Linked DNA regions of Homo sapiens: region 2 is linked to region 1. A link is a loop called in an ENCODE intact Hi-C map of the cell type or tissue named here. Cell type or tissue: IMR-90. All regions are shown on one strand. Each heading gives the region's core, and the rest is flanking DNA. Links, peaks and the distances in the headings are about the cores only.

Region 1 (4,401 bases), core at 281-4,280:
TTATGTTCCCAGAGGACCTTGGTTTCCAGAGTTGCTTATTCATTTTCATCCACAGCAAAAGCAGTGCATGGGAGAGATGACAGAATGCTGTCAACTACTTTCTACATATTTTAACTCTGAGGACATAATTTCATAAACAATAGACTTAAGGCATATTACACTGCCCCATTCCATCGCCTGTGATTTAAAGTACCAAACAAAAACCTGCTTGTGAAGACAATGTAAAAGGTGGCTGATATGAGAGCTGCTGCAGTATAAATATTATACCATCATATTCATAGTTTCACTGACACTCCTCAAAGATGTGAAGGTCATGATTTCTATGAACATAGATGCTCAGACATTTTATTTTATATTTTTTGAAACAGAGTTTTGCTCTTGCTGCCCAGGCTGGAGTGCAATGGCATGATCTTGGCTCACTGCAACCTCTGCCTCTCGGGTTCAAGCGATTCTCCTGTCTCAGCCTCCCAAGTAGCTGAGATTACAGGCGACCGCCACACGCCCGGCTAATTTTTTTGTATTTTTAGTAAAGATGGAGTTTCACCATGTTGGCCAGGTAACTCCTGACCTCAGGTAATCCACCCACCTCGGCCTCCCAAAGTGCTGGGATTACAGGCGTGAGCCACAGCGCCCGGCCTGATGCGCAAACATTTTACAAACAAACATTTTATCTATCTTCATAACAAATGAGGTGTTTTTTTGTTTGTTTTTTTTTAAGGTGGCCAGACATAGTGGCTCACACCTGTAATCCCAATACTTTGCGAAGCTGAGGTGAGAGGATCACTTGAGGCCAGGGCAACATGGCAAAACCCCATCTCTATAAATAATTTAAAAATTAGCCGGGTATGGTGATGTGGACCTTTACTTGGAAGACTGAGGTTAGAGGATCACTTGAGTCCAGGAATTCGAGGCTGCAGTGAGCTATGATTGTACCACTGCACTCCAGCCTGTGGGACAGAGTAAGACTGTCTCAAAAACAAACAAACAAACAAAACCAAAAAACTAAAGAAAGCAGTTGTGCCCCATGTACCAGTCTACACTCTTCATTAAGCCCTGATGTTTACCATGAGAATCCATTCATCATTAAGATCCAGATTCAAGGAAATGTTAATCTGTGTTTTATACATTCTTAAAGAAGAACCAGAAACAAGTAAATATAATTGTAGATTTCCAACCAAAATGGAAAAATAAAGTCCTGATGCTTATTAAAGGTGAAAATTAACATACACCCAAAGATCTACATGTTTCAGGAGAGACCACAAATGTATTATCAGGTTTCTCCTGTAAAAGTAGAATGTAGTTTTTCTATGGCTTGAGACACAAAAAGGAAAACTTAAAAAGACAAGAGAAAAAAAAATTAACTACATTTAAACCCTCATTTTCCTAGGAGTTGCTCAGTTTTCACCGGTGACAAATGGCAAGCTGTAAACCGGTTCAGTTGCTCTTCTGCTGCCAAACCAGGGCTAAAGAAGTCAGCAGGTAAAACAGGGAAGCTGTCAAGTCAAGCTGGCTCAAAACAAAGCTGTGGTTTGCAGGCGGGGCCTGTACCATCTCTTCCGTTCATATAAGCTGGCAGGATGTAGAAACAGGATCCCGACCCAGCCACTGCTTCAGAGAACCAAAATATTTTGTTTTGACTTTGTAGTCTAATAAGCTTGGGGTTTGGCAGGATCTGTGCCTCAGGTGAACCCAAGACCTTGTGATGGTCCCACCGAGGAAATCTGAATATTACCCTAATTCTAGAAAGAAAGCATGTTTGTTTTGTTTGTTTTGTTTGTTTTGTTTTGGTTGGGGGGGGCAGGGAAGACGGAGAAATTAGGTTGACAAGAAAAACAGCAACAGTAATAGCTGATATTAAGTGCTTTCTATGTTGCCACACACACGATTAACATGTGTTAATAACAAAATTAACCTTATTTAATTCTGATGATAATCCTGTGAGACAGGGACTTTTCTTTTCTTTCTTTCTTTTTTCTTTTTTTTTGAGACAGGGTCTTGATCTGTCGCTCAGACTGGAGTGCAGTAGTGCGAACACAGCTCACTGAATTCTTGACTTCCTGAGCTCACACAATCCTCCAGCCTCAGCCTCCCAAGTAGCTGGGACCACAGGCGTGTGCCACCAAGCCCAGCTAATTTTTTTTTCTATTTTTTGTACAGACGGGGTCTCCCTATGTTGCCCAGGCTGGTCTCGAACTCCTGGGCTCAAGCAATCCTTCCACCTCAGCCTCCCAAATTGCTGGGGTTATAAGTATGAGCCACCACACTCAGCAGGGACAATTATTATGCCCATTTACAGATGAGAAAAGTTGAAGCATTATAGAGGTTAAAAACTTGTCCAGAGTCACTCAAATAGTAAAATCTGACCTGACTGGCTCCAGAACCCACACTCACAGCCACTATACCACACAGCCTCTCGCTGTCTATGATGGAAATTGAGCAGTGTTTTGTAATTCCAGCTGGCAAAGAATAAGGCATTAAATATTATTTGTCAGCTATGAGAACCAGACAGGGCTTGGGGGACCAAGTTTAAACACAGAAACGGCTCTGGTGTCTGGCAATCATGAGTCATGAGACAAATTCCAGCCCCGCCCACTTTTAAACTGTGTAGTCTTAAAAAAATGCCTTCACCTCACAGGGCCTCAATTTTCCCTTCTGAGAAAAGGGATCGTAGCACCTGGCTCTGGCAGTTTTGTGGCACACAGTAAATGCTCTGGTCATCAGCTTCACTGCAGCGAGCATCAGCGCAACTGTCACCTTACCAGAGGCCCTCCCTCACCAAGACAGCCTTTCCCCCCACACTCAGTTCCCCACCACACTATTCTTTGTGACCCTACTCGCTATCTGACCATTTATCACAGATATAACAATATAATTGTTCCTCATCTGTCACCCCCACCAGAAAGCACACCCCGGGAGAGAATGGACTTTGTCAGCCTGTCTGCTGCTGCTTCTCCAGAGCCTAGATCAGTGCTTGGCACACAGAAACACTCAGTAAATATTTGGTGAATGGATGAATTGTGCATAACAGATAGTCATTCAATAAACATTATAAAACACTATAGGAAAATCAGTGTCATTGATTTGACAAATGTAGTTATTGAGCATCTATAAAGTAACTAAATAAAGGAACAAGATTATTTCCAGTAATGGCGAGTAGGTGTGAAGTAGCTTTATAAACTCCCAGAAGGGGTTGGGCAGGTGAGGACAGCCTTCCAAGGTAGCAGGTCAGTGAAGAGCTGAATGATACCCAGGAGCTAGTCTCAGCGATCCAAGGATCCAGGGAAAGGGTATCACAGGTAGAGGGAACAGCAAGTGCAAAAGCCCTAAGGCGAGGGTGACCCACCGCAGGAACAAGGGGAGAACGCAAAGGTGAGGTCAAAGACATGGGAAGGGGCTGCATCGTTTAGCATCTCCTGAACCATGAAAAGGGGATCTTTTTTAAGTATGACGGAAAGTTACTGGATGGTGTCTCTTATCTTCACCCACTAGAATGCAGACTTCATGAGATCAAGGATTTTGCTTGCGGCACATATCAGCTGGTCTATAAGCTTTTGCTGAATGAATGAACTGGAAGATTATAGAGGGGGTGTGACAAGTTCTGATTTTCATTTTAAAATATCACTCTGAACTGCCACTAGTGGTTACTTTCTGGGAAGGACTAAGGTGGCAGAGGTTGGGAGGGATTACAATGCAATGTGTTTGAGAGGTACCATAAAACAGAAAAACAGAAGGGAAAAGCTGCTCCCTAAACCCTGAAGCCATTTGGTGTTTGTAAACAAGAGGCAGGAAAAGGTTAGTGAGGAGGGATCAGTAAATGATGACTGATGCCCCAAGCCTTAGTGTGTTCTAAACTTTTTTTTTTTTTACCCAGACCTTTTCCCAGCAATAAACTATTAAAAAAAAAAAAAAAAAACCTGCTACAAAGAATGTCTCACCTACCAAGAGGAACAAAAGAAAACTCACAGACAGATACAGAAGTGCACATACTCACACACAAACACACACAATGTTTCAGAAAAACAACTGAAAAGAGGCTGGGCGGTGGCTCACGCCAGTAATCTGCTGACGCGGGCTTGAGGTCAGGAGTTCAAGACTAGCCTGGCCATCATGGTGAAAGCCTGTCTCTACTAAAAATACAAAAATTAGTCGGGCATGGTGGTATGCACCTGTAATCCCAGCTACTTGGGAGGCTGAGGCTGGAGAATCACTTGAACCCGGGAGACAGAGGTTGCAGTGAGCCAAGATAGCGCCACTGCACTCCAGCCTGGGCAAGAGAGCAAGACTCTGTCTCAAAAAGAAAAAGAAAAGAAAACAGCTGAAAAGAAAAAACGCCTTCCTATATCTCAGCACAATAACCAGCCTAGCCTGGGTGCGGTGGCTTACGCCTATAATCCCAACACT
Region 2 (4,401 bases), core at 88-4,087, 120 kb before region 1:
ACAGTGGGGACACAGACGAAACGAGACTGGCCATAAGTTGATAACAACTGCAGCTTAGTAAGGGGTTCGAGGGAATTGTAAACTACTTCGTCTACTTTTGCACGTTTGAGATTTTTCCAAAATAAAAGTTGAAAAAAGTAATCAGTGCTTAGGGTTCTTTTAAGATTTCTCAGCTCAGAGCATATATTCACAGAATATGAAGGCCTGAGGGCCTGGTCCTGGGTCTTCCCTCTGCCTGGAAGGCTCTTCCTCCAGATACCTGCATGGCCCTCACCTCCCTCAAAGTCTTTGGGTAAATGTCATCTTCTCAACCAGGTCTACCGTGACCACCGTAGGGAATCCGTTAACTTCCTCCACCCCAGCCCTCTCGGTCCCCTTTATCTTAGTTATTGTCACTATAGGACATCACCTTCCAACAGCAGTAGCCTCATTATATGATTATATGAACTCTCACCACCCAAGTATGTGCTCTAAATACCTGTAAAACTTTGTATCCCAAATTCACTATCTGAATTTCAAATTCGCTAGAAGTAATCTGCGTGTGCAGGTAGCAGGATGCGGAGTGCAGTGTGTCACGGGATCGCAGCCAGGCCCAGCCCAGCCCAGCCCTTTCAAGCATGGTGCACTACTGTCCTCATCTTTACTACCCTTCCCCAGGGGTTTAGCTTTCATGGGTTCCAGTATTTGCTTCTTCCAGGTGCCTGGGGCACTACCAACCAGGGTCCAATTTCAAAATTATTTTTAATATACTTTTGTATCATTTGTTTATCTATATAACAGTATATCTTCTTTTGCAGTATAGAAGCAAAACCATTTATATTTAATACTAAAGTAACATAGCACATTAAAATATCCAATATTAATATTATTTTAAAAATTAGGTTACTGGTGTTTTATTATTATTATTTTGAGACAGAGTCTCACTCTGTTGCACAGGCTGGAGTGCAGTGGTGCAATCTTAACTCATTGCAACCTCCGCCTCCCAGGCTCAAGCGATTCTCCTGCCTCAGCCTCCCCAGTGGCTGGCACTACAGGCATGTGCCAAAATGCCGGGCTAATTTTTGTATTTTTAGTAGAGATGGGGTTTGACCATGTCGCCCAGGCTGGTCTTGAACTCCTGACCTCAGGTGATCCACCTGCCTTGGCCTCCCAAGTGCTGGGATTTACAGACATGAACCACCGTGACCGGCCAGGTTACTGCTGTTTTAAATGCTTCTTATTTAAACCAAAAATTCTTATCATATAGATATTTAACAGTATTATTGCTGAATGTGGTGGCTCATGCCTGTAATCCCAGCACTTAAGGAGGCAGAGGTGGAAGGATAGCTTGAGCCCAGGAGTATAAGAGCTGCCTGGGCAACATAGTGAGATCCCATTCTCAAAAAAAAAAAAAAAAAATTAAGAGTATTGTAGTGATATTTGAGGAAATTTGTTGGGGTTTCTTGGATGTCTGAAAATAAGCTGTTATTTTTCATTTATTCTTTATTTCAATTTTTAACTAATAATTTTTATGGGTACATGGCATATATATTTATGGGGTACATAAGACATTTTGGTACAGGCATACAACATGTAATAATCACATCAGGTTATATTGGGTATCCATCGCCTCAAGCATTTATCATTTATTTATGTTACAAATATTCCAATTATACTTTTAGTTATTTTTAAATGTACTATAAATTATCATTGACTGTAATCGTCCTGTTGCACTATCAAATATCAGATCTTTAAAACATTAAAAAAATTTTTATAATTAAAATAATTGTTTTGGCTGGGCGTGGTGGCTCATGCCTGTAATCCCAGCACTTTGGGACGCTGAGGCGGGCAGATCACCTGAGGTCAGGAGTTCAAGACCAGCCTGGGCAACATGGTGAAACCCAGTCTCTACTAAAAATACAAAATTTAGCTGGGCATGATGGTGCACACCTGTAATCCCAGCTACTTGGGAGGCTGAGGTAGGAGAATCGCTTGAACCTGGGAGGTGGAGGTTGCAGTGAGCTGAGATTGCGCCATTGCACTGCAGCCTAGGCAACAAGAGTGAAACTCCGTTTCAAAAAAAAAAAAGTTTTTAAAAAATAGAGATGGGGTTTCACTATGGTGCTCAGGCTGGTCTCAAACTACTGGACTCAAGGAATCTTCCTACCTCAGCCTCCCAAAGTGCTAGGATTACAGGCGTGAGCCACCATGCTTGGCCAAATACCAGGTCTTATTCATTCTATGTTTTTGTATCCATTAACTATCATCACTGCCCGACTGCCCATATGAGCCTGTGGTAACCATCATTAGACTATCTCCATGACTTTAATTTTTAACTCCCAGAAGTAAGTGAGAACATTCAAAGTATGTCTTTCTGTACCTGGCTTATTTCATTTAACATAATGTCCTCCAGTTCCATCCATGTTATTGCAAATGACAGGAACTCATTCTTTTTTATGGCTGCATAGTACTCCATTGTGTATATGTACCACATTTTCTTTATCAGTTTGTCTGTTGATGGACACTTAGGTGCTTCCAAATCTTGGCTATTGTGAATAGTGCTACATGGGACTATTTTGGTTTTTTGAGGAAACTCCATACTATTTTCCATATTCGCTATACTAACTTACATTCCTACCAACAGTGTACGAGGGTTCCCTTTTCTCTACATCCTCACCAGGATTCACTATTGCCTGTCTTTTGGATAAAAGCCATTTTAACTGGGGTGAGATGATATCTCATTGTAGTTTTGATTAGCATTTCTCTGACAATTAATGATGTTACATACCCTTTCATATGCCTGTTTGCCACTTGTAGGTCTTCTTTTGAGAGATGTCTATTCAGATCGTTTGCCCATTTCTTAATCGGATTATTAGATATTTTCCTGAGTTGTTTGAGCTCCTTATATAGTCTGGTTATTAATCCCTTGTCAGATGGACAAGGGATCCCTTGTTGGCCTCTCAAAGTGCTGGGATTACAGGCATGAGCCACCGTGCCTGGCCCAGAAGCTTTTTAACTTGATGTGATCCCATTTGTCCATTTTTGCTTTGGTTGCCAGTGCCAGGTATTACACAAGAAATCTCTGCCCAGATCAATTTCCTGGAGAGTTTCCCCAATGTTTTCTTTTATTTTTATTATTTTAGTGGCCAAAGCAGTTGGAAAAATGTTTTCTTTTAGTAGTGTCATAGTTTCAGGTATTAGAGTTAAGTCTCCAGTCAATTTTTATCTGATTTTTGTATATAGTGAGAGACAACAGTCTAGTTTAATTCCTCTGCATATAGATATCCAGTTTTCCCAGCATCATTTATTGAAGAGATTGTCCTTTCCCCAGTGTATGTTCTTGGCACCTTTGTTGAAAATTAGTTCACTGTAGATGTATGGATTTATTGCTAGATTATCTATTCTCTTCCATTGGTGTAGGTGTTTGTTTTTATGCCAGCACCATGCTGTTTTGGTTACTATAGTTCTGTAGTATAATTTGAAGTCAGATAATGTGATTTCTCTAATTTTGTTCTTTGTGCTCAGGATGGCTTTGGCTATTCTGGGTCTTCTGTGGTTCCATATACATTTTAGGATTTTTTTTTTCTATTTCTGTGAAGAATGTCATTGGTATTTTGATAGGGATTGCATTGAATCTGTAGATTGCTTTGGGTGGTATGGACATTTTAACAATATTGATTCTTCCAATCCATGAATATGGAATATCTTTCCATTTTTTGTGTGTCTATTTAGATTTCTTGCATCAATGTTTTACAGTTTTTAATATAGAGATATTTCACTTCTTTGGTTAAGTTTATTCCTAGGTATCTTATTTGTAGCTCTTGTAAATGGGATTACTTTCTTGATTTCTTTTTCAGATTGTTCACTGTTGACATATAGAAATGCTACCTATTTTCTGTATGTTGATTTTGTATCCTGCAACTTCACTGATTTTATCAGTTCTAATAGTTATTTTGTGAAGTGTAGGTTTTTCCACATAGAAGAGCATATCATTTGCAAACAAGGATAATTTGATTTCTTCCTTTCCAATCTGGATGCCTTTATTTCTTTCTCTTGCCTGACTGCTCTAGTTAGGACTTCCAGTACTATACTGAATAACAGTGGTGAAAGTGATGATCCTTGTCTTGTTCCAGATCTTAAAGGAAAGGCTTTCAGTTTTTCTCCGTTCAGTCTGATACAAGTGATAGGTCTGTCATATATGGCTTTTATTGTGTTGAGGTATGTTTCTTTTATACCCATTTTTTGAGGATTTTTATCATGAAGCCTTGTTGAATTTTATCAAATGCTTTTTCAGAATATATATATATATATATATATATATATATATATATATATTTTTTTTTTTTTTTTTCCTAGAGATGAGGTTTTGCCATGTTGCCCAGGCTGGTCTCAAATTCTTGGCCTCAAGCGATCCATCTACCT

The links. A loop is a pair of places that touch in the nucleus more often than their neighbours do. Peaks named below come from ENCODE experiments on the same cell type or tissue, not always from the same donor. Only the 100,000 strongest peaks of a DNase experiment are listed, where the experiment ranks them.
Region 2: a loop joins it to region 1, with 2.4 times the contacts of the local background. A loop is called at or near these places in 3 of 110 quality-filtered maps.

What each region holds. Positions count from the first base shown.
Region 1 is chr11:66,078,816-66,083,216 of GRCh38, reverse strand. The region is part of intron 1 of PACS1 (phosphofurin acidic cluster sorting protein 1); the gene reads right to left. Among named protein-coding and RNA genes, the nearest start is that of PACS1, 11 kb to the right of the region's middle. RefSeq lists an enhancer at 2,705-2,754. In IMR-90, for the core only: no CTCF peak of the experiment used is centred there; a DNase peak (open chromatin) is centred at 2,546.
Region 2 is chr11:66,202,656-66,207,056 of GRCh38, reverse strand. The region is part of intron 2 of PACS1 (phosphofurin acidic cluster sorting protein 1); the gene reads right to left. Among named protein-coding and RNA genes, the nearest start is that of KLC2, 53 kb to the left of the region's middle. In IMR-90, for the core only: no CTCF peak of the experiment used is centred there; no DNase peak of the experiment used is centred there.